2 separate regions of the Mus musculus genome follow, and region 2 is linked to region 1. The links are chromatin contacts, found by POLR2A ChIA-PET in ENCODE. All regions are on one chromosome and are shown on one strand. Each heading gives the region's core, a stretch centred on a gene start or an enhancer-like site at or near the end of the contact. The rest is flanking DNA. Distances are from core to core; before and after follow the strand shown. Region 1 holds the start of Nkiras2 (NFKB inhibitor interacting Ras-like protein 2). Region 2 holds the start of Eif1 (eukaryotic translation initiation factor 1).

The links. ChIA-PET counts read pairs that join two places held with the same protein, here RNA polymerase II (POLR2A).
Region 2: POLR2A ChIA-PET joins it to region 1 with 18 read pairs in embryonic stem cell. The contact joins the promoter of Eif1 here to the promoter of Nkiras2 in region 1. POLR2A ChIA-PET finds 5 or more read pairs at or near these places in 3 of 5 experiments (Patski and embryonic stem cell).

What each region holds. Positions count from the first base shown.
Region 1 is chr11:100,620,157-100,625,092 of GRCm38, forward strand. Nkiras2 (NFKB inhibitor interacting Ras-like protein 2) reads left to right here and starts at 2,799. Exons shown (of 4, transcript NM_028024.2): 1 at 2,799-2,852; 2 at 4,036-4,143; 3 at 4,787-4,936. The coding sequence starts at 4,050. It also overlaps a transcript of Dnajc7 not described here.
Region 2 is chr11:100,317,135-100,322,201 of GRCm38, forward strand. Eif1 (eukaryotic translation initiation factor 1) reads left to right here and starts at 2,815. Exons shown (of 4, transcript NM_011508.2): 1 at 2,815-3,026; 2 at 3,532-3,695; 3 at 3,814-3,915; 4 at 4,183-4,965. The coding sequence starts at 2,996. The coding sequence ends at 4,227.

The DNA of each region.
Region 1 (4,936 bases), core at 1,549-4,048:
CACCCTGCTCCTTTCATCCTCCACGGATCTCTAAGCACCAACTGGTTCATCACCCCAATGACGCGGACCCTTTTATGAGGCTGCTTTCATGTCAGCCGCTTGGGAGTGCCATCTCAGCGTTAAGCCTAGAAAGGATGACATGGCGCGCCAGCCCCTGCCCCGGAGTTTATAAGGCAGCTCATGGGGTGAGGTCCCTTTTCCTCAGTGTCCCCTGTACTCCTACTTCTCATAAACTCTACCCAGCACGCTTGTCTGGCCAGATGTTGTCTGGATTGGGAAGACAGCATAATTATCTTTGTAGTACCACTACCACACACAACAGTGTTGGATTAAATTGAGGCCCTCTGAGGTTAAATGTGGGGAGGAGACGACCTTGAAATTGTAATTTAAAGCCAAAAGGAACGAAAATAAGACAATGGAATTTAAATTTCCCTTAAGGAAAGTGTGTGTCAAAGTCCCTAACCTTATTTGTAGGTCCTTATCATTACTGACGGAGTGGAAACTACCTGGGCCACTGGATAGAGAATGATAGCTGGACCTCAGTGAATTGAAATGCTGTGACCCTTTAATATGGTTCCTCCTGTCATGGTGATCCCCAGCCGTAAAATTATTTTTTGTTGCTACTTTGTAGCTATAAATTTTCTACTCTTATGAATTGTAATGTAAATATTTTTGGAGATAGAGGTTTGCCAAAAAAAGTCATGACCCACACAGGTTGAGAACCACTGCCTTAATTAACGAATTTAATTTTTCACCCATTTTTCAACAACGGGGGGGGGGGAAACAATTTTTTTCTTCCTTCCTGAATTTCTTATGTTAGATTTCTTCTGTTCATCTGTTCAACATGAAACCTGGGGTAAATCACACAGACCCACTGCCCTTAGCTTGAAACCTTGTCATCAATGCTTTTTGTCCCCACACCACACATCCCCCAAGTCTTTTCATCCCAAACTCTTAAACAATAAACTTAGAGACTGCAAATAGTCTCCTAACTGATCCTCAGTTTCATCTTTGCCAAGCCTTGGCTCTTCCGAGAGAATGACCTTTCTTGCAAAAGTGGATGGAGTGTGTCATTTCCCTGTAATAAACTTACCAATGGCGTGCTATTGTGGTGTTTGGTCCCTGGCCTCCCACACATCTTCATTATTTGGCTAGTCTCTGCAATCAATACTGAGCCCCTAGGGATTCCTGGCTCCAAAACTGTCATGAACCTTGTTGTATTTCCTCTGTGTAATAGCTAGCCCTGCTTGTCAACCTGACCGAATCTGGAATGAACTACAATCCAGAAATGCAGGGCACACCTGTGATCCAGATCTTGAGGTTGGAACACAGGTTTCTAACCTGGATCTTGACATGGAGATCTTGAGGAATAGTGACCAGGAAAAGCTTAAACCCAGGTAAGGTAGTTACATGCATTTAATCCCAGGAGATGGAGGCAAGCAGATCTCAGTGTAAGGTCAGCCTGCAACAAAGCAAGTTCCAGATCCAGACCTGGTGGCACACACCTTTAATCTGGGACACACCTTCTGCTAGAGGCCTTCATAAGGACGTTGGAAGAAGAGCGATTCACTCTTCTTTGCTTGCTTGCACTTACTTGCCAGCACATCTGTTGGAACCTACTACTTCAGGATTCCAGCTTAGGCAGAAGACCAGCTGAAACAACGAGCCTCGTGGGACTGAGAGAACTACTAGATTCTTGAACTTCTCATTCACAGCTGCCCACTATTGGGTTAGTTAGAATACAGACTGTAAGTAATTACAGTAAATCACCTTAATTTATAGAGACATTCCATAAGTTGTGTGACTCTAGAGAACCCAGACTGATACAAGAAATGTCATGGTTCTTGTATTTCCTCTGCTTCAGAAATCTCTGTGCTATTCGGCCCTTCAAACATGAACACAGACACCCCCCTTTCCTCCCTCCTCTTTGGTACCTGTCACCTCTAAGTTAAATGCCCCTCTGCCATGCCCATAGCACCCCACTTCAATAACAGCATTCATCATGGTTGGTTTTAATTGTTACTTTGGCTGGCTAATTATTCTAGACAATGAATTTATGGTTCAATCATTCTAACTTGTAGCTTTTCCTTTGTATATGGCCCTACTTAAGGCACAAACAAGACAAAGTAGGTGCTGGGGTGTTTGGTTTCTTTGTCTGTTTGTTTTTGAGACAGGGTCTCTGTATAGACTATGTTGTCTTCAGAAAATCTCCCTACTTCACCCTCCCAAGTGCTGGGATTCAAATGTGAGCCTCCATTCTAAGTTCAAAAAAATTGCATGGTTAGTTGAGCGTGGTGGCATGTGCCTTTAATCTCAGCGCTCGGGAGGCAGAGGCAGGTGGATCTCTGTGAGTTCAAAGCCATCATGGTCTACAGAGTGATTTCAAGGCCAGCCAAAGCTACACAGAGGAACCCTGTCTTGAAAATCAAAAGAAAAAAATTGAGGCTCAAAGAGCATTTGCCTAGTATGTGCACGATCCTGGGTTCCATTCATAGCATAGCATAGCCAAGAAAAGAAAAAGAAAACTTGTCGCATAGATGATAGAACGAAACGTCACTGGTCACTGTCTTTTAGAGAGAGAACATTTTAGTGTCAGAGCCTGGAACATCGGCTTAATAACCAGACACAAGTTCTGGTGGGTATTTCCCCGCCGGCCTCTGGGGGCGCTGTGCGATCCGCGCTCACTTTACGCCGCCGGAAGTTGTCTTGAAGGCTGGCCGTTGCGGGGCGGGACCTCTGGGTCAGTCCTTCCACCCAGAGGAAGAGGGCCGTCTTTACGGTCGAGCTGCCCCTCCCATGGTCCGGCCCACTCCGGGGGGCACCTCAGCGGGAGTGCTGCGGGGACCCGGGAGGTATGGAGCTGGGAGGCAGGGCTCAGCGCGGCCTCTGTCTCGGATTCACTTTGGTTGTCCTGTGATTGCCTCTGAGATTCTGAGGGGTGCCCTTCAGGGGTACTCTGTGGCGGCGGCCTCTGGCAGCCTCTCGAGTGTCGCTTACTAAAAGGCTCACACCACGGGGTGGAGATGAGCGACAGGAAACTCTCCTGGAGAGGTTTCTGCTTGGGACCCCTTTGAGGCTTACCTCTGGATCTCTGCTTTCTGGGGGGAGGAGGAAGGGGCGATTACTGGCGCTCCCCGGGTGCCTGTGTCAGGAAGTTTCCCTTTAGAAGGACCTCTCTCTGCAGTCTCAAGAGAGTTTATAAATCTGAGCTTTCTCTGTGCCTGTCAGTTCAAGGGATGTAAAAGCCATCTTTCGGAAGCACTTTTCTCTTTATTCTGTTTCTTGTCAGATCTTTATTTTACCGGTGGATTCAACTGGGAATGGTTAAATGGAATTTATTGCCATCCAAATTAGTCATTCAAGAAAGCAAGTTATGCCGGGCAGTGGTGGTTGCACGCCTTTAATCCCAGTACTTAGGAGGCAGAGACAGTCAGATTTCTGAGTTCGAGGCCAGCCTGGTCTACAAAGTGAGTTCCAGGACAGCCAGGGCTATACAGAGAAACCCCGCCCCCCCCCCCCCGAAAGAAAGAAAGAAAGTTTTTCTCCATATTTGCACACTCTCCCTGAGGAAAAGATGTCAAGAAGAATCTAAAATCCCTGCTTCTTTCTTCACGGAAGTCATGGTTAAAAGGAGAAAACAGCCTGGTGTGCATATGCCTCAACTATTTCATCAGCTGGGAGCCAGCTTGGGGTACATGAGACCCTGTCTCAAAACAACCCCCTCCCCCCAAAATCAAACAAAAAGAACAGGAGTATTTGTGGAACTTCCTTCAGTATTTGGTGCCCTATCTTGTGCACAGGAACAAACCCGGCCAGCTGTTTTTGTCACCCCACTCTCTAAGCCCCTCCCTTTGTGGTGCCATTAACCCCACCCTGGCTGTGTGCCAAATCCTGGCCACTCATGGGATAAGGAGGTTAATTACAGCTCACTGCTCAGTAGTTCGGTAAACATCAGGGTGGTGCTAACTCCCTGATGCTCCCTGGCCTGCTGTTTGGATTCTGTCTTCCCTCACCACACGGCTTCTGTCCTTTTAGGTTGAAAGCTAAGCATGGGGAAGAGCTGCAAGGTGGTCGTGTGCGGCCAGGCATCTGTGGGCAAAACTTCAATCCTTGAGCAGCTTCTGTACGGGAACCATGTCGTGGGTGAGTGTTGCTGGGCCCGGGAGACTGGCAGAAGACCTTGAGTGAAGGATCTGGTCACATCCTGAATCCAAAAGCTAAAAAGGACACCAGCTGCTTTCACACCCTCCCAATTAGGGCTGGAGGCAGGGCTGACTGTCAGAGCCCTGGTCTAACATGTACTAGTCCTTGGGTTTGAACCCCACAATGGAGGGGGAAAATAAAACATTGTACCACCCAAGTTCTATGACATTGTACAAATCTAGAAGGAAGAAACCCAAAGCCAAGATAGGAAGAAGCCCATTCCCACCCCACAGCACTTGGCCAGAGGTGGATGTAGGGTGTCTGCTTCTATTACTGCCCGCCTTGTTGTTATCGTCTTTGAGAGGGCCTCACTGTACGGCCCAGGTTGGCCAGGAACTCTCACAGATCAACCTGTCTCTGCCCCTGCCTCCCCTCCTCCAAGAGCTTCAATTCAAGGTGTGTGTCTCCACACCCAGTTCTGTGTTGCCCTTTTGCTTGGTGTGATAAAGACATGACACTCGGTCTCACTCTCAAGTCTGGTCTCTCCCGAGCCCCCATATTCCTTATGCCCTGTGTCTGGTCGGCTTGTTAGGCTATCTACCTTGCTCCCATCTCCCATCTCTCTTGACTCATTTTAACCCAGGTTCTGAGATGATCGAGACCCAGGAGGACATCTATGTAGGCTCCATCGAGACAGACCGAGGGGTGCGGGAGCAGGTGCGTTTCTATGATACACGGGGTCTCCGGGATGGGGCCGAGCTGCCCAAGCACTGCTTCTCCTGCACCGATGGCT
Region 2 (5,067 bases), core at 1,565-4,064, 300 kb before region 1:
CTTTTCCAGACATCTAGGGAGCTAAATTATTTAAATCCCAATATTTTTTTAGAGCCCTTGCTCCATGGCACATCCTGTATGCAAAGCATTTGGGAAACAGAGTCAGAGAATAAGGAGTTAAGAGCCAGCCAAGGCTGTATGACACCCTGCCTCAAAAAAAAAGAAAAAAAGAAAGAAAAGGGGGTGGGGGTGCCAATCATGTAGTAAATAAGAAAACATTTAGGGGTGTGCTGAAGAGGTGGCCCAGCAGTTAACAGCACTTTACAGTTCTTGCAGAGGACTCAGGTTCCATTCCCAGCATTCTCTTCTGGCCTCTGAAGACCTCAGTCCCATGCGTGCAGGCAAACATTCATACACACTTATCTTTACTTCTTACTTTTATTTTTATGTATATAGGTGTTTTTCGTGTGTGTGTGTGTGTGTGTGTGTGTGTGTGTGTGTGTGTGTGTGTGTGTCTGCACGTCACAAGCATACAGTGCAGGCCAGAAGAAGGTCAGACCTCCTGGGGCCAGAGTTACTGCTCGCTAGGAACCACCATGTGAGGCATGGGATTAGAACTCAGATTCTCTCAAAGAGCAGACAGTCAGTCATCTCTCCAGCCCTGAAAAAAATGAGTGCATCTTCAAAACAAAACAAAACAAAACAAAACAAAACAAAACAAAACACCTCTCAGGACTACTTGCCCAGCATGACCCTTGGACTCAATCCCCAGGACACCCCCCCCCTCAATAAAATCCTTTCATGTCCACCTTTTCCTCCCTGGGGAATGTTCTGTTTGATGAGTTTCTGCCCTGCTCCACAGCATCTTATAAACTCAGGCCACGATGCCACCGCCTTACCGGTCTTATCTAACCAGCTCATCTGAAGGAGCAGCCTGGGTCTGTGGCACTTGTCACACCAGCTCAATTCTTTCCCCAGCACCTCTCTCGACCCAGTATTATTAGTCTGTTTATTTTCTGCCTGTCCAGGAGGTCAGGGAGACTGATGACCTGTGCATAAACTGACTGTTCACGAGGCCAGCACACAAGTTTTTACTGTTGCTGTTTTAGTTTAGTTTGGTTTGTTTGCTTTAAGAGACAGTGTTTCTCTGTGGTAACAAACAGCCCTGGTTGTCCTGGGACTTGTTCTATAAACTAGGCTGGCCTTGAACTCAGAGATCTGCCTACCTCTGCCTCCTGAGTGCTGGGACTAAAGGCGTGTGCCACCACACCTGACTAAGCTTGCAAGTTTTTGTTGGAATTGTGTGGTGCTTTTTGGCATTTTTTTTCTCTGTTGTATTTGTTTTGGGCCTTTTGGTTTTTTGTTTGTTTTTTTTTTTTTTTCGAGACAGTGTTTCTCTGTATAGATAGCCCTGGCTGTCCTGGAACTCACTTTGTAGACCAGGCTGGCCTCTAACTCAGAAATCCACCTTCCTCTGCATCCCAAGTGCTGGGATTAAAGGTGTGTGCCACCATCCAGCAGTTTCTTGTTTTGAAAGTCTCATTGTATAGATCTGCTGGGTCTCAAACTCGCAGGCATCTATCTGCCAGCCTCTGCCTCACAAGTGCTAAGATCAAAGGCGTGCCCCACCACACCCGGCCTATTTTTCTGGTTCTTCAGAGACAGTAGCCAGTCTAGTACTGAATTCACTTGACCTTGAACTTTTTCCTCTGGCTTCCTTCTCCTGAGAGCTGGGATGTACCACCATACCTAGAAGTTGGCAGTATTTTTAAGTTAAGAGATTTTATATAAAGCACCCACTCTTTGGGGAGCATTTGAATAAAGTCTGACACAGTAGTTATCAGCCTCTGGTTCTCCTATTGGCCCCCACAAACCCAGTTACATCACACTTGGCTGTCTCTTTTTTTTTTTTTTTTTTTTTTTCGGTTTTTCGAGACAGGGTTTCTCTGTATACCTTGGCTGTCCTGGAACTCACTCTGTAGACCAGGCTAGCCTCGAACTCGGAAATCCGCCTGTCTCTGCTTCCCAAGTGCTGGGATTAAAGGTGTGCGCGGTGGCACTTGCCTTTAATCCCACCACTCATGGGGCAAAAGCAGACCCCATGTGGCCAGCCTGGTCTATAGAGTTCCAGCACAGCCAAAACCCTGTCTTGAAAAAACAAAAAGAAAGGTTAACTGCTTTGAAAAAAATATTCACCTAGACTCTACAAAGGCTTTACCTCACACACAGGCTTGTAGGACAAAAGGCATCCTGTGAGGCTTGGACATTTTTTTCCTGGGGTCCCCACTCCTACCTAAGGGACTACTTCCTTCCTTAGAAGAATTAATCTAAATAATAATTTTTGGTTACCAATTTTAAAACATGCTAATCCAAATGATACCCTATATAAGGTCCAAATTTTGATCACGTTATTTTATGCTGATTAAATGGCTATATCTGTGAATACGTGCAGAGAAGGGTAGGTTGATGGGTGGCTGGATCAGTCGAATTTTGGAGGACCCGCACGTAATTACCCTTTAAAGCAAATCGATCCTCACCCTAAGACCCATCTCAGAGCTAGTGCCAGGACCCCAACAGGGTCAAGATGGTAGAACGTGCGGTAGGCGCAGGCGCGCTCGAAACCTCCGCCAGTTTTCGCGGCCGCTCAGACAACTACCATGCCCACTGCGCAAGCGCGCAGGCGGACCAAGCTTTCCCTCCCCCCTCTCGCCCCTCCCTGAGTCAACAGAACATCCTTTCCAGGCCAAACCCAGTGCGCACGCGTCAAGCCTTGACTCCGCCCCCCGACCAATAGGAAGCCGCAGCGCTCGGGCGTCCGGGAGCTTGACTCCATGGGTGGGGCCGAGACGTGAGGGCAGCGCGCTGGCGTCACAGGGGCGGCTATATAAGTGAATACAGGCGCCGCCCCTCCGCCCCAGTCACTGAGCCGCCGCCGAGGACTCAGCTGCCTCCCCCTCGAGCCCCCTCGCTTCCCGACGCTCCGTCCCCCCCGCCCGCCTTCTCCCGCAGCCGCCTTCCGCAGGCCGTTTCCACCGAGGAAAAGGAATCGTATCGTATGTCCGCTATCCAGAACCTCCACTCTTTCGGTGAGCCTGGGGAAGGTCGCGCGGGCCTGGGGGGGGGGTGGCGGGGTCGGAGCTCGGAGAGCCGCCGAGCGCGGCGAGCCCATCTTAGCTCGGGCTGGAGGGGTGGTGATGCCCGTGGAACCGAGATCTGCGCCCAGGGTCGACCTCTGAGGGTGCCCGGAAGAAACGGGTGGGAGGTGAGCCCTTGGGCGGGCCCGGCGTCTCGGGTGGCGCATTTACTAATGGCTCCTGCCTCTCGGCGAGCCACACCCGCCCCCTCCCGCCACCCCTGCGTCATGTCCTCTACGTCACCGTCGTTGTCTCGGAGCTGGGAGGGAAGGCCCCGCCTCGGGAGCCTGGCTTCCGGTAGGTTGCATCAGCCGGGTGGGGCGCTGCCTGCCCACTAGGTCTCTCCAGCACGTGATCAGCCTTGGCGGGAGGGCTGGCCTAGAGCAGAAAGCTAGCTCTAGTACTGGCCAGTTCCCGGAGGGACAACAAAGGACACCTCCGGATTATTTCTTCACAGACCCCTTTGCTGATGCAAGTAAGGGTGATGACCTGCTTCCTGCTGGCACTGAGGATTATATCCATATAAGAATTCAACAGAGAAACGGCAGGAAGACCCTTACCACTGTCCAAGGGATCGCTGATGATTACGATAAAAAGAAACTAGTGAAGGCGTTTAAGAAGGTGGGTCTGCTGTGGAGAGAGCACGTTGTATGGTCTACCAAGGGAGAGGGTGCAAACGTCAAGGGAGTCCGTGTTGATGGCATGGCCTCTTAGATGCTGCATCCTTTTGTCCTTGCAGAAATTTGCCTGCAATGGTACTGTAATTGAGCATCCAGAATATGGAGAAGTAATTCAGCTACAGGGTGACCAGCGCAAGAACATATGCCAGTTCCTGATAGAGGTGAGTTTAGGCCGCCCTCAATGCATTATGGGTTTCCTGAATTTCTAATCCTTACAGTTGAGCTTTTAAATACATGTAGACATTCCCACTTTCAAACAGTACTTGGGGGTGGCATAGGGAAGTTTTAGTAACAGTGGTCAATTGAACCATTGTGTCTACTGGGATAGACTGAAGTACTCTTCTTTATTGGGACTCCTTGCAAGGTGTATATGGGAGAATCTGTTGACGTCATGTAACCTGTCCCTCTCCCTTGTCCTCTTTTTGCAGATTGGGCTGGCTAAGGACGATCAGCTGAAGGTTCATGGGTTTTAAGTGCTTGTGGCTCTCTGAAGCTTAAGTGAGGATTTCCTTGCAATGAGTAGAATTTCCCTTCTGTCCCTTGTCACAAGTTTAAAAACCTCACAGCTTGTATAATGTAATCATTTGGGGTCCGCTTTTAACTTGGACTAGTGTAACTCCTTCATGCAATAAACTGAAAAGAGCCATGCTGTGTAGTCTTGAAGTCCCTCATTTAAACAGGTTGAGCAGTAAGCCCTGGCAGTGTCCACCCTGGAACAAAGCAATGACAAGGTTTCAGCCAAGCCAAGAACCCCAAGATCACAGGAGGCTATGTCTGACCAGAGGCTCCTTGGGGCTCCCTGGACAGAGTCCCCTGCCCTAGGAGAGTGTCACCACTTGAACAGAATGGGTAACACTGCCCCAGCTATGTCACTAGAGGGAGTCTCTGGCCCTGGTATCTGACCAGGTAGAATTCAGAAAGGGCTACCTTTCCAGAGAAGTCATGGACATTTAGTTCACCACCAGGGTGGTCTTTTGAAGCAGATCTATCCTAGCCGGGAGGTGTTGCGACATGAAGGGTGAGGCCAGCCCGGAACAAATGCCAAGCTGGTGCCATTGGCTGTGTGGCTAGCTGTAGAGGCTTCAACTCAGTACGAGCCAGTGCCATGTGAAGGAACAAGCTGGTCTTTTGGTTTTCTTTCCCCCTCCAGTTTCAATGTTATGTAATGTATTTAAATCCTTATTTAAATAAAGCTTGTTTTCAGAAACGCCTGATGTCCAGATTGCACTTGGTCAAGCTACATACAGAGAGGGATCACAAAGACAGGCTCAGTTGGGAAGCATTTACCAGAGCTGTGCCCATCACTTATCAAC